Linked DNA regions of Homo sapiens: region 2 is linked to region 1. The links are chromatin loops, found by intact Hi-C in ENCODE. Cell type or tissue: CD4-positive, alpha-beta T cell. All regions are shown on one strand. Each heading gives the region's core, and the rest is flanking DNA. Links, peaks and the distances in the headings are about the cores only. Region 1 has its middle 8.3 kb from the start of FXN. Region 2 holds the start of LOC101927069 (a long non-coding RNA gene).

Evidence for each region. Hi-C counts contacts between places; a loop is a spot of excess contacts. Peaks named below come from ENCODE experiments on the same cell type or tissue, not always from the same donor. Only the 100,000 strongest peaks of a DNase experiment are listed, where the experiment ranks them.
Region 2: it touches region 1 in a loop (2.1-fold over the local background); 3 of 110 quality-filtered maps call a loop at or near these places.

What each region holds. Positions count from the first base shown.
Region 1 is chr9:69,023,214-69,031,620 of GRCh38, reverse strand. No RefSeq gene overlaps it. Among named protein-coding and RNA genes, the nearest start is that of FXN, 8.3 kb to the left of the region's middle. In CD4-positive, alpha-beta T cell, for the core only: CTCF peaks have their summits at 3,555 and 3,760; DNase peaks (open chromatin) are centred at 2,640 and 3,800.
Region 2 is chr9:68,974,189-68,982,595 of GRCh38, reverse strand. All of the region lies in intron 14 of PIP5K1B (phosphatidylinositol-4-phosphate 5-kinase type 1 beta), which reads right to left. LOC101927069 (a long non-coding RNA gene) reads left to right here and starts at 6,755. Exons shown (of 3, transcript NR_110647.1): 1 at 6,755-6,932. In CD4-positive, alpha-beta T cell, for the core only: no CTCF peak of the experiment used is centred there; a DNase peak (open chromatin) is centred at 4,355; H3K4me3 peaks cover 674 bases; H3K27ac peaks cover 294 bases.

The DNA.
Region 1 (8,407 bases), core at 326-8,325:
ACAAGGTATGCCTTATGTGTTCCATGTGAATTTCAGGCCCACAGAATCTCTGGGCAGAAAAGATGTTTTCATAGCTTTAATCCAGTATGTTTTAGGTAATTTATTACACAGCCATAGTAACCGGAACATGGGGCTACTTTCTTCATATCCTGTAGGACTCAACTCAAATGTCAGAGGTGACTTCCTCCAGAATCCTTTTATGAAACCAAACTTTCATATTCCCACAGGTGTGCCTTAGGTACCTCTCTCTGTTTCCACAGCCTGCAATGTAATTGTTAGTTTTCCTGTTTATCTAATATCTCTGACATAGACACTCTACTGGTGAATGAGTGATATTCTTTGTTGGCCTCCTGTTTCTTCAGTAGCAATCACTGTTGCTAAGGGAATGGGGTAACACAATTGGCCAGTTCAGGGACAGGGCATATTACCTGATGAAGGGCAGTGAGAAACCTTGCAGGACACCAAAACAAAAACAAAACAAGACAAAACCCAATCCTCTACAGATGACCAAACCTTAAGTCTCCAAATTCTCACTCATTCTTGCTTAGTCCTGGGCTTCAGCTCAGTGCTATGATTCAGTGCCTAAAGACTTAACTTCCTGTCAGGAGGTGACTTCAACTCTGGGGAAAAGAAATCCCACTGCATTTGCTTGGATTGATTGGTAAGAGAGATTGATAAAAGGATGTTCTTTGACATTTGCCAAGGGCAATTTTTTTCTATAATGAGGGAAGAGAAACAGCTGTTTGTCCCAGGAGACTGATTATGGCACTAGAGTCAAATCCACACTCTGGAATGCAATTTGATACATCACCTTAATATTAATATAGATTAAATTCATAAGATACTCAGCAAAGTAATCAATAATTCCAAAGTCAATAAATATTAAACATGTGAATGATGTAGATAATGAACTAATTATTGAACGTTTCAGTGGCCAGAAAAAAGGAGGTTTGGATTTATTTTCTGAGAGTGGCTCCCTTTAGGGTCCCTTGGGCAGTGTGTGATAGCTTTTGATCTGTGATCTGACAGATTAAGGGAGCTTCAGGCAGAGGCCTCTCTCTTGTACAAAAATACTCTTCTTGCTTACTGTTGAGGGGACAAGAGGAAAGAAGCATGTGATGTATCTGAAATATAGCCTTTAGAGAGTCATTCTTGTTTTAACTAAGGAATTTGCATTAATATGCCTAATGAAACCACCTTTGTAAAGGTTATGACAGTGAGAGAAATTTAGCTTGGCTGACTCCATCTTGCTTCTAGTCTCATAGGCTGGCTGTCCTCACTTATTCCTGGGCATATAACAAAGGCCACGCCAAGCTAACTGTGGGAGGAATTTAGTGTATAGTTTCACTTTGAAGCAAGAATGATAATAGTCCCTCCCTAAAACTGAGCCCCTCCTTTTTCGGGGACTGAAACTGCCTTTGTAAAACTAATGAAAGGCCACAAGATTAGGATTATGGGAGGGGTCTGAATTCTGCTAAGATGTAGGAATAGCTTGCCTTTCTATAATCTATGCTGGAGGTCACAAGATTTGTGACTTCCCCGTTTGCTCTTGTAAATAACATCACTATTGTAGAACCCAAGATTCGTCTTTTGAGATGATTTTCAGAACTGTGCATTCTGGGCACCAACTGACTTCACTTGGACTCACGACTCATGACTCAGCCAGTCCTGTGGCCCCCACCCTATGGTGGACTCAGCACATGAGGATTGTTTGCCATGCTTTTATCCCCAATCAGCAGCACCCATTCCCTAACTCCCTGCCTGCCAACTTATCCATAAAAACCCTAGCCTCTGAGTTCTCAGAGAAACTGATTTGAATAATGAACTCTTGTCTTTCATGTGGCCAGCCCTTGCCTTAATTAAACTGTTTCTTTACTGCAATACTGCTGTCTCAGTGAATTGGCTCTATCTGTCCAGCATGCAAGAAGTATAGTATAGTAGAAACAAGTAGACTTTGTGGGCTTAGACAAATGTATTTGCAAAGCATAATTTTCAAAAAGTTAAAAACAATTCTCATGCAAATTTGTAGTGAGCATGCATCAAAGATTAAATAATTAGTGGAGTTTTAGGTACTGAAGTGTGTTCTCCCAAAGTCCATAGGTTGAAATTTTAACTGCCAGGACACTCAGAATATGACTATATTTGGAGATAAAGCCTTTAAAGAAGTAATTAAGGTTGGCCAGGCATGGTGGCTCATGCCTGTAATCCCAGCACTTTGGGAGGCCGAGGCAGGTGGATCACTTGAGGTCAGGAGTTCGAGACCAGCCTGGCCAACATGGTGAAACCCCGTCTCAACTAAAAATACAAAGAAAAAAAAAATTAGCTGGGCATGGTGGCGGATGCCTGTAATCCCAGCTACTCAGGAGGCTGAGGCAGTAGAATCACTTGAACCCAGGAGGCGGAGGTTGCAGTGAGCTGAGATCGCGCCACTGCACTCCAGTCTGGCGACAGAGCAAGACTCCGTCTCAAAAAAAAAAAAAGTAATTAAGGTTAAATGAGGTCTCAAGTGTAGGTCCTAATGTGAAAGGAGTGGTGTCTTTATAAAATGAGAAAGAAACACCAGGAACACATGTGCACAGAGAAAAGACCACAGGAAGAGGCAGCAAGAGGGCGGCCCCCTGCAAGCCACAGGGAGAGGCCTCAGAGGAAACCAACCCTGCCAGCACCTTGATCTTGAACTTCCATTATCCAGAACTCTGAGAAAATAGATTTCTGTGGTTTAAGCCAGCCAGTCTGTGGTATTTTGTTATGGCAGCCCTAGCAAAATACAAGAGGGAGCCAGCAGGAAGGCAAACTGGTTTAAAGGAAGCTGGAAGAAACTGATCTATAATAGTCAGTGATAAAAAGAGCATTCTGGCGTAAGATTGCTAAGTGAGATACACAACTGGGTAGTGTCCTTCAGGTCTATAAAACTATAGTCTTTGGGGTTACTTTCTTAGACAAGAGTCATTTGCATCTTACCAGTTTTCTACAAGCTGACATTCTTTTCTCTTTTGTTTATTTATTTATTTTGAGACGGAGTTTTGTCACCCAGGCTGGAGTGCAATGGCGTGATCTCGGCTCACTGCAACCTCCGCCTCCCAGGTTCAAGCAATTCTTCTGCCTTAGCCTCCTGAGTAGCTGAGATTACAGGCATGTGCCACCAAGCCTGGCTAATATTTGTATTTTTAGTAGAGACGAGGTTTCATCATGTTGGCCAGGCTGCCTTGGCCTCCCAAAGTTTTGGGATTAAAAGCATCAGCTACTGTGCTTGCTGTTTATTTTTTTATTTTAATTTTTTTGTTTATTGTCTTCTAAAAATTGACATCCTTGAGACCTAATTAATGGCAAATAATAAGTCGAGCATAGTCACACTGTGCTGGAACAGAGTTTCTCAATGGTGACTATTTACTGATGTTTCTACTGATTATAGTCATGTGCTGCATAATGCTGTTTCAGTCAGTGATGGACCACATATGTGATAATGGTCCCCTAAGATTATATTTTTTTACTGTACTTTCTCTGTGCTTAGATATGTTAGATACATAAATACTTAACTACTGTAGTACAATTGACTATAGTATTCAGTATGGTAACATGCTGTACAGGTTTATAGCCTAGGAGCAGTAGGCTAGACTGTATAGCCTAGGCGTATAGTAGGCTAGACCATCTAGCTTTGTGTAAGTACACTCTATGATGTTCGCAAGATCACAAAATCACCTAATGATGCATTTCCCAGAATGTATCCCTGTTGTTAAGCAACACATGGCTAACTCTGTCGTGGTGGTTGTCCCATGCATTGTAAGGTGGTTTAGCAGCATTCTTGGTCTCCACCCACTAGATGGCAGTAGTATCTGCTCTCCCATTCAATAGTGACAATCAAAAATGTCTCCAGACATTGTGAAAAGGTCCCCTAAGGAGTAAAATTGCCCCTGGTTGAGAACCACTATTCTGGTCTAACTTTGAATTAAATATTCAAAGCAATCTTTTTGCCTTACTTCCAAGTTTTAGATAATTTTCATAACAGTGTTCAAATCCCTGCTCTGCCCCTCAACTACCTGTGTGTCCTTGGTCTATTTTTAACCTGAGTTTCAGTTTCTTCATCTGTAAATTAAAGCAAATACTTCTTTACCTCAGAGATTTCCATGAGGATGAAGTGAATTAGTATGTGCAAAACACAGACATCAGCGAATGCTAGCCCCACACTTGGCCTCATGGTTGGTCATGGTGTCTTTTAAGAGGCATGTTTATACACCTGTGGTCACAGAGGGCACCCCGGGGCCACTTTGGTGGCCAGGCACACACATCCAGGTCTGGGCTTTCAGGGGACTGCAGGCTAGTGCAGATCACCGGGAAGTCAGGACCCTGCAGCTGAGCTGGGTGCCTCCCTTCACATTCTAGGCAGGACAGAGGAGTGGGTGGCCTTGACAAGAGTTAGGGGAGAAGAGGGGAGCCAGTACCCCTACCTTCACCCTTGGCCATCACTGCAGGCCAGTTCTCTTCTCTGCCTCTGACCTGATGCAAGTATCAACACCATCACTACTTTCTTCCAGTGCTCAGGGACCTGATGTGCCCCTTGCTGGAGGAACCCGTCTTGCCTTGTCTCTTGCCTTAGGCAATATGGTACCAGAATATAGGGTCAGGAATTCCACGTGAAAGTATAACTAGCATCTTTGTTGCTATCCTTCAACCTTCTACATCTACTATTCAGAGGTGATCTTGTTGATGAACTGAGCTAATTTATGTGTGTGTTGTTAAAATAGGTTGTGGCTTGGTAGGCGTTGAGGGAAAAGGAGCTTTGATGGCCCTCGCCTCACGGGGAGACAAGTGCCTTTACTTGGAAAACCACTTTAAGAACAGCCTAGATCCGTCTGTGGGACTGCATTGTCCAACAGAGAACGTCTATGTCTGGGGGCCTGGGACTCTGGAAAGGGTTATTTTGGGGTTTCAGAGTGATTCAGTCTAAGGCGGGGGCACAGCCGTCTCCCATCTGTGGGGGATAATTGCTTGCTCTCCATTCCCTGCTTTTTTTTTTTTTTTTGAGTTGGAGTTTTGCTGTTTCACCTAGGCTGGAGTGAAGTGGTGCGATCTTGGCTCACTGCAACCTCCGCCCCCTAGGTTCAAGCAATTCTCTTGCCTCAGCCTCCTGAGTAGCTGGGATTACAGGTGCACGCCACCACGCCTGGCTGATTTTTGAATTTTTAGAAGAGACAGGGTTTTGCCATGTTCGCCAGCCTGGTCTCGAACTCCGGACCTCAGGAGATCCACCCACCTCAGCCTCCCAAAGTGATAGGATTACAGGTGTGAGCCACCATGCCTGACCCATTCCCTGCTTATTATAGAACACTAACAGGCAGACTGGGCTTGAGTCTCTGAGCCTGACACTGTTGCATAGTGGAGAGTCACTGGTTGCAGGGAAAGGAGAATCAGGCCAGAGCATTCACATGGTGTCTTCTCTCCAGGCTTCTTGGCTCCCCTCTTTCATCCCATCCTGCCTGGCTTCGCTGAATGAAAGCTCTATGAACTTCGCTCATCTGTGATGATTGTGACTTGCCAGTAATGCTAAATGCTGCACCAGGCAGCAGGGCACCCGGTGGGATGAGGTGGGAGTTATGGGGCATCAGGGGGAGGCTGTATGCAAAAGAAAGGGCCACCTGTCCTAGACCCACCATACCATTGGTCGACCCTGGGCAAGAAGACCTGAACTTCCCTGGATTTTAGTTTCCTCATGGATGAAATGGGGATACAAACACTGCCATGTTTTCCTCCTAGATTGTGAGAATCAAGTACAAACGTTTTTAGAAAGTGGGAACAGGACTTATGCTATGATATTCTGAGAGAACTCAGGCTAATTTTTTTTTTTTTTTTGAGATGAAGTTTCACTCTTGTTGCCCAGGCTGGAGTGCAATGGTGCGATCTCAGCTCATGGCAACCTCCATCTCCCGGGTTCAAGCGAGTCTCCTGCCTCAGCCTCCCGAGTAGCTGAGACTATGGGTGCCCGCTACCACACCCAGCTAATTTTTTGTATTTTTAGTAGAGACAGGGTTTCACCATATTAGCCAGGCTGGTCTCGAACTCCTGACCTCAGGTGATCCACCCACCTCAGCCTCCTAAAGTGTTAGGATTACAGGCGTGAGACATCACACCTGGCCCAGGCTAATTTCTTATGGTGGCACATCACTCACCATTTAACAAATATTAATGAAGCCCTACTGTGTGTCAGGCACTGTTCTAGGTGCCGATTATACAGCAGTGAACAAGACAGGCAAACATCCCTTGCTTCTTATGTTCTATTGTAGGGACACTGATGATAACAAAATAAGGTAAACAATGTGTTAGAAGCCGGGTGCCTCACACCTGCAATCTCAGCACTTTGGGAGGCTGAGGCAGAAGGATCACTTGAGCTCAGGAGTTCAAGACCAGCCTGGGCAACATATATCTCTATAAAAAATAAAAAATTAGCCAGGCTTAGTGGCATGTGCCTGTAGTCCCAGCTACTCAGGAGGCTGAGGTGGGAGGATCACTTGAGCCTGGGAGGTCAAGGCTATGATGAACTGTGATGGTGCCACTGCTACTCCAGCCTGGACAACAGAGTGAGGCCGTGTCTCAAAAAACAATGTGTTAGCTGGTCATCAGCGGTATGGAGAAAAAACAAGGAAGAGGGAGAAGAGGTGTAGTAGCCAGCTTCCAAAAGGTCCCTCACCTCTTGGGATTCCATCCCTTGTGTAGTCCCTCCCACAGTGTACCAGGGTTGGTCTGTGTGACCAGTAGTAGATGACCCAGCTGATAGTCTCTCCTGTCTAAGATCAGGTTATAGATGACTGCGGCTCTCTCTCTCTCTCTCTCAGATCACTTGCTATGTGGGAGCTGGTTGCCATGCTGTCAGAATCTATGGAGAGGCCCCTGGTGAGGACCTCCAGTACACAGCCCAAAGCCAGCAAGGACGTGAGGCTTGCCAGCAACCACATGAGTGAGCTGGAAGTGGGTCCTCTTGCCTCAGATGACTGCAGCTCTGACTGACAGCTGACTACAACCTCACGAGGAACCCTGAGCGAGAACCTTGGAGAAAGCCTTTTTCTCATGCCCTAGAGTTGAGAATGTAGATTGAATGTGCTCTGCTATGATTGCTGTTGTTAGGCACTGTGGGAAGTGCTTTATATACACTCTTGTTTAACTCTAATAGCCTTACTGAGGGTACTATTATTATCTCCATTTTATACACCAAGGCTCAGAGGCTAATTCACCTTTCCAAATCCTCCAGCTAATAAGTGTCCAAGCTGGGACTCAAACTTGGGCCTTTTAACTGTGCTGCTATTCTACCTCTCCCTTGCTCTTTCCAGACCAGGCTTGGGACATAACACTAACACCCTTTTCCTTTCATTTCATCTCTTGTCCTTCAGTCATTCCTAAACATTGACATTCATTGAGTTCCTTGGCTCTGGCCACAGTCCTTTCTCCCTTTCCCCTCTGGGGCATCAAATAGTGATTACAGTATCCACAGGGATGGCATATGCCATTTCACCATTTCACAGTTCCTGGAATCCACTTTTCACTTCTCATAAAGCTTCAGCAAGCCATTCTCATCTTGGGTTGCTTGTTTGCCTATTTGCTGTTACATCCATTCTCTTCTCCTCATCTGTTTCTTTCAAGGAAACCTGATCCATGCAAATTACGTTTCCTAAACTGCTTTGCCAATTTGTTTCAAGAGAGGTTCAGCCAACGAGAGGCGCCTGTGGGAGACTGGCAGGTGGGTGGCAGAGAGGAGGCAGGTATTTCTGCCCTCCTTTTCTCCTCCCGCCATTCCCTTCAGGCACCATTTCCAGCAGTGATTGGGTTTCCTCCATGGCTCCGCCTCTTGCTGGACAGACCACTGTGGTTTCAGTCTCAGCTCCGGGGCTGTGTTAACACCTTTTTCCTTCTGTTCCTCTATGCGTAGTTATGGTAAATGCAACTTTTCTGCATTTCTTAATTTTGAGTTTGTCTAATTCTCCCTGGTAGCTCTTTCAGTCCTTCCATCACCTTTGCAACAAATTCCCTGCATTAGATTATCTCTGTGAATTGCCGGACCTAGGTTTTGTTTGTGAGGCTGGACCCCAGCTGATATTCGTATCTGTACTTTGGACTTTATTGCCATTTTAAATTGTTCTTTCTCAGATATCTTCAACTATAGGATCCTGCTTTCTGATTACAATCTCCAGTTCCTTAACCTCAGGTCCTTTCTTCCATTTATCATGTTTGCTCTGTTCACCCACTCTGTTCTTCCACCCACTTACTCATCAACCTGTCAAGGAAAAAAGCCAAACTCTATAAAATATTTAAAGAGTTTTATTCTGAGGCAAATATGAGTGAACATGGCCCGAAGGCACAGTCTCAAAAGGTCCTGAGAATATGTGCCCAAGATGGTTGGGTTACAGCTTGTTTTTTTTTT
Region 2 (8,407 bases), core at 209-8,208, 49 kb after region 1:
TAGTAGAGATGGGGTTTCACCATGTTGGCCAGGCTGGTCTTGAACTCCTGGCCTTGGGCGATCCACCCACCTCAGCCTCCCAGAGTGCTGGGATTACAGGCGTGAGCCACCGTGCCTGGCCAGTAATATACATTTAAAAAAAGGATTTTCATTTAAATGTCTATGCCATTGATCAATTTAATATTCATTGCTCCTCAGTTCTGACTTTGGGAAGTATTCTTGCTTTTGTCCTGATATTTTTACTGCATTGTTGATTTCCTGGGCACAAGCCTATTTAGAATCAATTTCTAATTTATCTGGCTGAGAGTTTCCTAGGTTCTGTTTTAGGGGTCACTTAGAAGCAAGGATACCTCTCTTAGGAGGAATATCCTGAAAATCTAGTGGTCAGGTCAGAGTGCCCACCATTTCTCAGACTTGTGGCTTGGGAAGATCCAGTTACAGCAGCAAATTTACGTGACTGGGTTTAGGAGTCTGGCTGCCTGCCTAGGTTCTGCACCATCAAGTTTTGCCACAATTCTCTCGATTCAGGCTGTCTGAGGGCTAATTGCATGTAATTTGCAACAAGCCACACAGGAAACTGTTAATCTACTCAGCTATGTTCTTCCCTTGTAAAAACACAGAAACTGCCAGTACTCTTCCCGGGCTCTGTGCTCTGCTCTCCGAACAAGTCATAAACTTCTCACAGGTGAGAGCAGTACAGGAGGAGCGATTTTTCTTCCTGGCTGTCTCTCTAGGAGAAAACGTTAATGGCACCCTGATGCCACACAGGCCTCTGTCATTTACAGAAAAAAAAAAAAAGATTCTTTTGGTTATCAGCAACATTAGTTTGGCTTCATTGGAGAGCATTAGCCTGGCTGGACTGCTGAAAACAGTCATTGATAATTTTATAGCCTGGAACACTCTGATTTCTGTTTGCAGACCTAATGAGTGTTTTATAGCTAATTCTCATGAGAGCATTTGTTGAGGGAACATATGGTACTATCCACAGTTTTTGTCTTTTAAAAGTCATTCTCTCACTGCCTCAATTTGTTTTAATCGAAGTAATAAACATCATAATAAAGCACACAACACAGATGACTTCTGATGAAAAGCAACAACCTCCTGCCCTCCCCACCCCCACCCTCCGCCATTCCCTAGGGGCAGCAGCCCTTTTTGGGATTTCTCTTTTAATATTTTCTGGCGATTCCCTTCATGTCTTTTGATGAATCAGGGGTTAAAAGATTCTTAACCTAAGGTAGCATCCATTGATTCACTATGAGGGACATTTACCCTCTTCTACCCTGTGTCTTCTTCCAACATTTGCTATTTATATTTTATTTTGTAACTGTAAATAACATACCTAGTGAGCTTTTTTATTCCATCAACCACACACCGTATCCTTTAACTCCCCACATTATTTCATCTTTGTCCCTGCTTTCCCCTCTCACTTTATATTAGACACACTTAAAAAACACCGAACAACTTTTATCTCTACTTTGTCAGGGCTGTTCATATTTATATCCTATCTTGCAGCTATAACAAAATTGCTCCCTCTTTGTCCACAGATTGGCTCTAAAATTAGAAAATTGACACATAGAGTTTATAGTATTGTGACTATATAAATATTGTATACTGCCTGGCCAACAGTGAGTTAGGGTTATATTTCCCTCTCTGGGTTCAGAGTCATAATTGCTGGGTCATGCAAAGAAAAATGTTTCCCAAATCAAAGTTAAATGGAGTCTTTTTTTTGCCCCCTAAGTTTGCTTAAATTCATGCCACATTTTAGGCTGCTTCATGTTAGGAGGTTTTTGCCCTTCAGAAACTGTCATGTGGGGAAGAAACCTCAGAGAATATCCAGGCGAAGGGCAGAGGCCTTGATACAAGCTCTGCGTCTCTGATTACTGGTTACAATGCTGGGCAAGTTATGACACTGAGCTCCTGGTTCCTCATCTGTGGGTGGGAAAGATGCCCAGCCCATCTCACAAGGCCAGCAAGAGGATCAGTTTGGATAGTACAAGAGAAAGAAAGGCCAAGAGAGGGTAAAGCTCTTTGGGATAAGCAAACAGGAGTATCAACAGGACTCTTACCTCTGAGACTCTGCCTGTTTTCATGGGGCTTTGATGAGGTCTGCTTGCATAGACAGATTTATCGTAAGACCTTGGAAAGAATTCCTTTTCTGCTCTTAGTTTAGCTACCAGAACATTAACTGATAACAAATGTAGACAGGAAAGCTCTACCTGCAGAGAACACCCACAAATACAGCCTGGTCTCACTTAATGGCTGCAAAGACTTGTTTAGTACCAGAGCCACACTCTGCTTAAGGGCAAGCCCATTCCAGCGTGACCCAGGCGCTTCTGAAGTGATGGTCAAACCAACACCTTGTGCCCCACTGGGAAAAAGCTCACCTTTGGTTGGGGCAGGGAGTGGGTGAGGATACTACAGGGTGTGGAAATTCTCAAGCACTAGCACTAGCGCTCCTGCTGCAGCCTGGACAGTATCAGCGTGTGGCACATCTCATGCTCCTGCCAGGACAGAGCGGCTCCTTCATGCTCAGCCCTTGGCTGAGTGTGTGGACACATCTACAAAACCCCCCAACACGGACCCAGGGAAGTAGAAAAGCTTTGACCACAGTCACTGCACCCAGAATGCTTAGCCGCCTGCCACCATACAGGAGGCTTTCAGAGATCTGCTTGTTTCTGCCTTTCTCACTTTCAGCCCTGAGCATGGCTGCTGCTCTTCCCCACTCTCCCACTTTTGCTATTTTTAGACAAGGAGACTGCCTGTTTCTAATGAAGGCAGCAGAGCAGCAGGCTCTCTCCTGGTATCAACCGATGGCTCCCCTCCCCGCAGTGAGCACCAGAAGCAGGAAGCCTGCTGCAGGCACAGCTCAGACAGCAGCACTTAGAACCCATAGGCAGGAAGAGACTCAAACAGTGTGTTTCCAGGTTTATTCATTGTGAGGACAGAAGCCACAATGGCTCAGAGAACTGGCAGTGACTGAGCTCCTGCCATGAGCAGCCTCAGAGGTGAGAAGAGGGCCTCCTCTCCCTTTGAGGGGAGTGACTCTGTGTGTGATAGGATATAAATATAAAAAGGGTTCCTCCTTTTTAAAGAGGAACCCTCATCCAAGTTCAGGGACCTTTTTCACCGTATATCGCTATGAGATTTGTTTTTCTTTCCAATATCATACCCCAACATGTACACACACAAGCACAGGTGTAAAGCTAGCAGGCATCGTTGACTGTGATGTTTATACTGTGATGACTGTATTACACATGTTATTTCATTTACTCATTAAAAAGAACCCTGTTAGGTGAGGTCTCTGGCTATTTATTTTGTACATTTGAGTATTAAGACTATCTTGTCTCACCTCTGGTGGCATTTGGATTTGAACGTAGGTCTGACTGGAGTAACCTGTCCTACACATATTGCCTTGAGCCATCCAATCACTGCAGAAAATTAGCCCTTTCCTGTGTTTCTAAGTTATCCCCAGCAACCATGGTTCAATTATAAAAGAGAAAAAGAGATACAGAGATCCATTTCCCAATGACAAATCTATTTCTATATACAAGTCTTGATTATTTGATTTCATCAAAGGAACAAGGAATAGTTGTTAAAGCACAACAACAGAAACCTTCGACACCCCTACTCATATCATATACAGAAATTAATTTGAGATGGATCACCGACAAAATGTGAAAGTTAAACGTAGAAAGCTTCCAGGAAAAAACGAAGGAGAAAAGCCCTTCGGGTCACGTCTAAGAAGGGGCAGAAGGGAACTTGCTGGTGGGATGGGGGAATGTTCTTTATCTTGATCTGGGTGATGGTAACTTGGGTACATATTTTTCAAAATTTATGGAACTACAAAGATTTCTGCATTTTTACTATATATAAATTTTACTTTAATAATGAACTGTCAGCATAATAAACAGTATCTGCTTTTCTCCCTACAAAACTACCAATCATCCATTCAAATGTATACTGAGTGCCTACTTCATTCCAAGTGCTGGGCTTAAACCAAAAAGTAAGCAGACATGGTCAGAACACCAACTTAGGGAGCTTCCCAAAAAGTTGGGGCAACAACCTAAGTGTGCCTTATCTGATGAATGGTTAAAGCAAATGTGGTATACATATACAAAGGAAGAGTATTCATCCTTAAAAAAGAAGGAAATTCTGCCATTTGCAATAACATGGATGAACCTGGAGGACATTATGCTAAATGAAATACGCCAGACGCAAAAAGCCAAACACTGCATGAACTCATTTGTAAAATCTAAGAAAGCTGAACTCATAAAAGCAGAGACTAGAATGATAGTTACTGGTGGAAAGAAGAGGAAGTGAGGAGGTGTTGGCCAAAATGTATGCCAGATGAGGAAGTTCTGGAGATCTGAGGCACAGTGTGGTGACCATAGTTAATAATCACGTATTGTGTACTTGAGATTTGCTAGAAGAGTTGATCTTAAGGGTTCTCACCACACAAAAGATATAACCACGTGAGGTGATAGATATGTTAATTGGCTTGATGTGGTAATCATTTTACAATGTATCACCTTAAATATATATAATTTTTATTTGTTAAGTATACCTCAATAAAGCTGGGGAAAAACCCTAAAAACCCCCAAAAGTTGAGGAGATATATATTAATAATAAATGTTAAAAAGAAGCCAATAGGCCAGGCGCGGTGGCTCACGCCTGTAATCCCAGCACTTTGGGAGGCCAAGGTGGGTGGATCACAAGGTCAGGAGTTCGAGACCAGCCTGGGGTGAAACCACATCTCTACTAAAAATACAAAAAATTAGCTGGGTGTGGTGGTACACACCTGTAATCCCAGCTACTCGGGAGGCTGAGGCAGGAGAATCGCTTCAACCTGGGAGGCAGAGGTTCCAGTGAGCCGAGACCATGCCACTGTACCCCAGCCTGGACAACAGAGCGAGACTCCGTCTCGAAAAAAAAAAAAAAAAGAAGCCAATAATTATATGATTATGAAATATATAAATGCAAAAAAATACGCCACCAAAATAACATCCAAGACAACAACAACAGCAAACCAAAATAAAAACCTTCACCATCAAAGTAATTTCTCTTTCTTTTTTTGAGACAAAGTCTTGCTCTATCACCCAGGCTGGAGTGCAGTAGCCCAATCTCAGCTCACTGCAACCTCTGCCTCCCGGGTTCAAGCGATGTTTGTGCCTCAGCCTCCCAGGTAGCTGGGATTACAGGCAAGCACCACCACACCTGGCTAATTTTTTATATTTTTAGTAGAGATGGGATTTCCCCAGGTTGGCCAGGCTAGTCTCCAACTCCCAACCTCAGGTGATCTGCTCGCCTTGGCCTCCCAAAGTGCTGGGATTACAGCCGTGAGCCACCATGCTAGGCCCATCAAAGTAATTTCTATTAAGCTTCACAATACTGGATGGCTTCTGCTCTCTAGGACAATGTGTTTTACTGTTCATATGTGGCAGAGTCTAACATTATAATTAGTTCCCTTCCTAGAGCTCATATCCATGGAATTAAGAGAGAATATATTTAGGTAGATCCCAGAGGTGAGGCTTAGGTAGATTTAAAAAATGGCAGTATGGGCCATCCATGAAACATTCCCAGGTAGACAGCACACATTGAAAACAGGGTTGACTGTGTTCTCTAGCTAGAGAAAAGCACCATGAAGGCAACAGGAATTGGGACCTTTTGAATCATAGGGCAGGGGTCCCCAACCCCCAGGCCATAGACTGTTACTGGTCTGTGGCCCGCTAGGAACCAGGCCGCACAGCAGGAGGTGAGTGGTGGGTGAGTGAGCATTACTGCCTAAGCTCTGCCTTAGGCAGTAATCAGTGGTGGCATTAGATTCTCAAAGGAGCATGAACTCCATTGTGAACTGCTCATGAGAGGGATCTAGGTTTTGTGTTTCTCATGAGAATCTAATGCCTGATGATCTGAGGCAGAACAGTTTCATTCTGAAACCATCCCTACTCTGCCGTCCAATCCATGGAAAAATTGTCTTCCACAAAACTGGTCCCTGGTGCCAAAAGGGTTGGGGACCACTGTCATAGGGCACCGATGGCCCCTGTGGCTCAGAGGAGCAGTACAATATGTGAAAGAAGGAGCTACAGCAAGAGGCAGGGTAGTGGGGTTGTGGTAGCAACATGGCACTAAGTAGCTGTGAGTACTGTATTTGGGTAAGACATTGAATTTTCCTGTACTCCACAGTTCCCTTCTCTGTAAAAATCAGGAGTTTGGATTTGATCAGGTCTTGCTAGCTTCCAAAAGTTTTGATTCTTAGCCTTAGTTGGTCTTCTCTAACTAAAGTTTGAGATCAGAGTGGCATACTGGAAATAAAATATGCTGAATTGGAAATGCCTTTTGCTGTGTAAGCTAATGGAACCAATAAAGGTTTAAGACACAGTGAACAGGAAACAATTCCTGGCCTAAGCACTATTATTTCTCTGTACTACACCTCAATGGCATAATTCCCATGGATAGTGGTTTGCTGCCAGATACTCTGCAATCTCTATACTTGCTGCTGTCAGATTCAAACAAACAAAAATTACTCAGAAAAACAAAGCTTTATTCAGAGCCATGTTGTTATGGGTTGAATTGCATCTCCCTAAAATTCATATGTTTAAGTCCTAGCCCCCAGTACCTCAGAATGTGACCCTATTTGGGAATGAGTTTGTTGCAGACATAATTAGTTAAGATGAGGTCATAGTGGAATAGGGTGTGTCCTACTTCGGTATGACTGGTGTTCTTATAAAAAGGGGAAGTTTGGACATAGAGACACAAATACACAAGGAAAGCTCCATGGAAGATAAAGGCAGAGATTTACAAGCCAAGGAATGTCAAAGACGGCCAGCACACCACCAGAAGCTAGCAGAGAGGTATGGAACAGATTCTTCTTCACAACCTCAGAGGGAAAACCCTGCTGATACCTGGATTTCAAACTCCTGGCCTCCAGAACGGTGAGACAAATTTCTGTTGTTTAAGCCATCCAGTTCATGGTACTTTGTAAGGGCAGCTTAGCAAACTAATACTGGTGGTATAAATGCCTGAAGGACAAGCTGGCCTCGGCAAATAGGCTGACTCACTGACTTTCCCTCCATAACACCACCTTGGGAAAAAAGAACTTCTCACTGACATGCATTCATAAATAAACACCTTAACTTTTAGGAAGTTTATATTTTAGGCAACTGAAAAAAAGTACAATTCATATTTCTTGCTAAACACTACATTTTCTGTCTTTAAAAAGTAAGACGTGGCTGGGTGCAGTGGCTCATGCCTGTAATCCCAGCACTTTGGGAGGCTAAGGCAGGTAGATTATTTGAGTCCAGGAGTTTGAGACCAGCCTGGGGAAAATGGCGAAACCCTGTCTCTACAAAAAATATAAACATTAGCTGGGCATGCTGGCACACACCTATAGTCCCAGCCACTTGGGAGGCTGGGGTGGGAGGGCTGCTTGAGTTCACAAGGCTGAGGCTGCAGCGAGCTGTGATCGTGCCACTGCACTCCAGCCTGGGTGACACAGCAAAACTGTCTCAAAACCAGCCAACCTAACAAACAAAAACCCAGAACAAAAAGCAAGGCCCTTCTTCAGTAAAATCCAACAAACATTTTTTAAACCTTTATTAGTGACCAGGAATTGCTAGATAGTGTTTGTGCCTTAGCTTTCAGACTCTACTCAGGTTGTCACCATGTCAATGTGCTAAAAACACACAGGGTTGAAATGAGCACCCTCAGCATGTAAGTGGTATCCTTCAGTCAAAACCCAAATTACTATTAGGTCTGCAGAAGCTGCTGAAAAAATAATATGAAAACAGATTAGAAAAGCAGCTTCGCTCTCACAGATGTACACTGTAATTATAACTGTTCAGAGCTATTGGAAAATCATAAGCAGAATTGACTTTCTGTCCTTGCTAGCTTCAAAGAGGTGCAGAATGACAGGAAAGTTCTCTCATTCGTGGCTAGGCTGACACCAAACGAATTACAAGTTCTGATCTGACTAATCAGAAAATGTCACAGAAGCTACTGGTCTCTGCTATACAGGTCGACACCTGTCCTGAGTCACTAGGAACGTAAGCAGTTTAGGGATAGACATACTTGTTCTGGTTTCTAAATCATGGTACAGCTTTAGTAATCTCTGGCAGTGGTTCTTTTATATACCCAAACCCTTCCTATAAGTTAAGGATCAAGGCTAGGCGTGTTAGAATCTGACATTAGTAACACTCCAATTGCTTAAATAGTGGTTCTCAAGCTTTAATGTGCATTAGAATTGACAACAGGAAGCTGCATTTTAAACAACTTGTTTCTGAAGCAGGTGATTCTAGAGCCTATACTTTAAGAAATGCTGGCTTAGAGAAATGGTAAAGCAGTGAGATGTGCAGTCTAGAAATGGCATAGTATGCTTCTAAGAATGACTGAGGACCAGAATGATCCATCT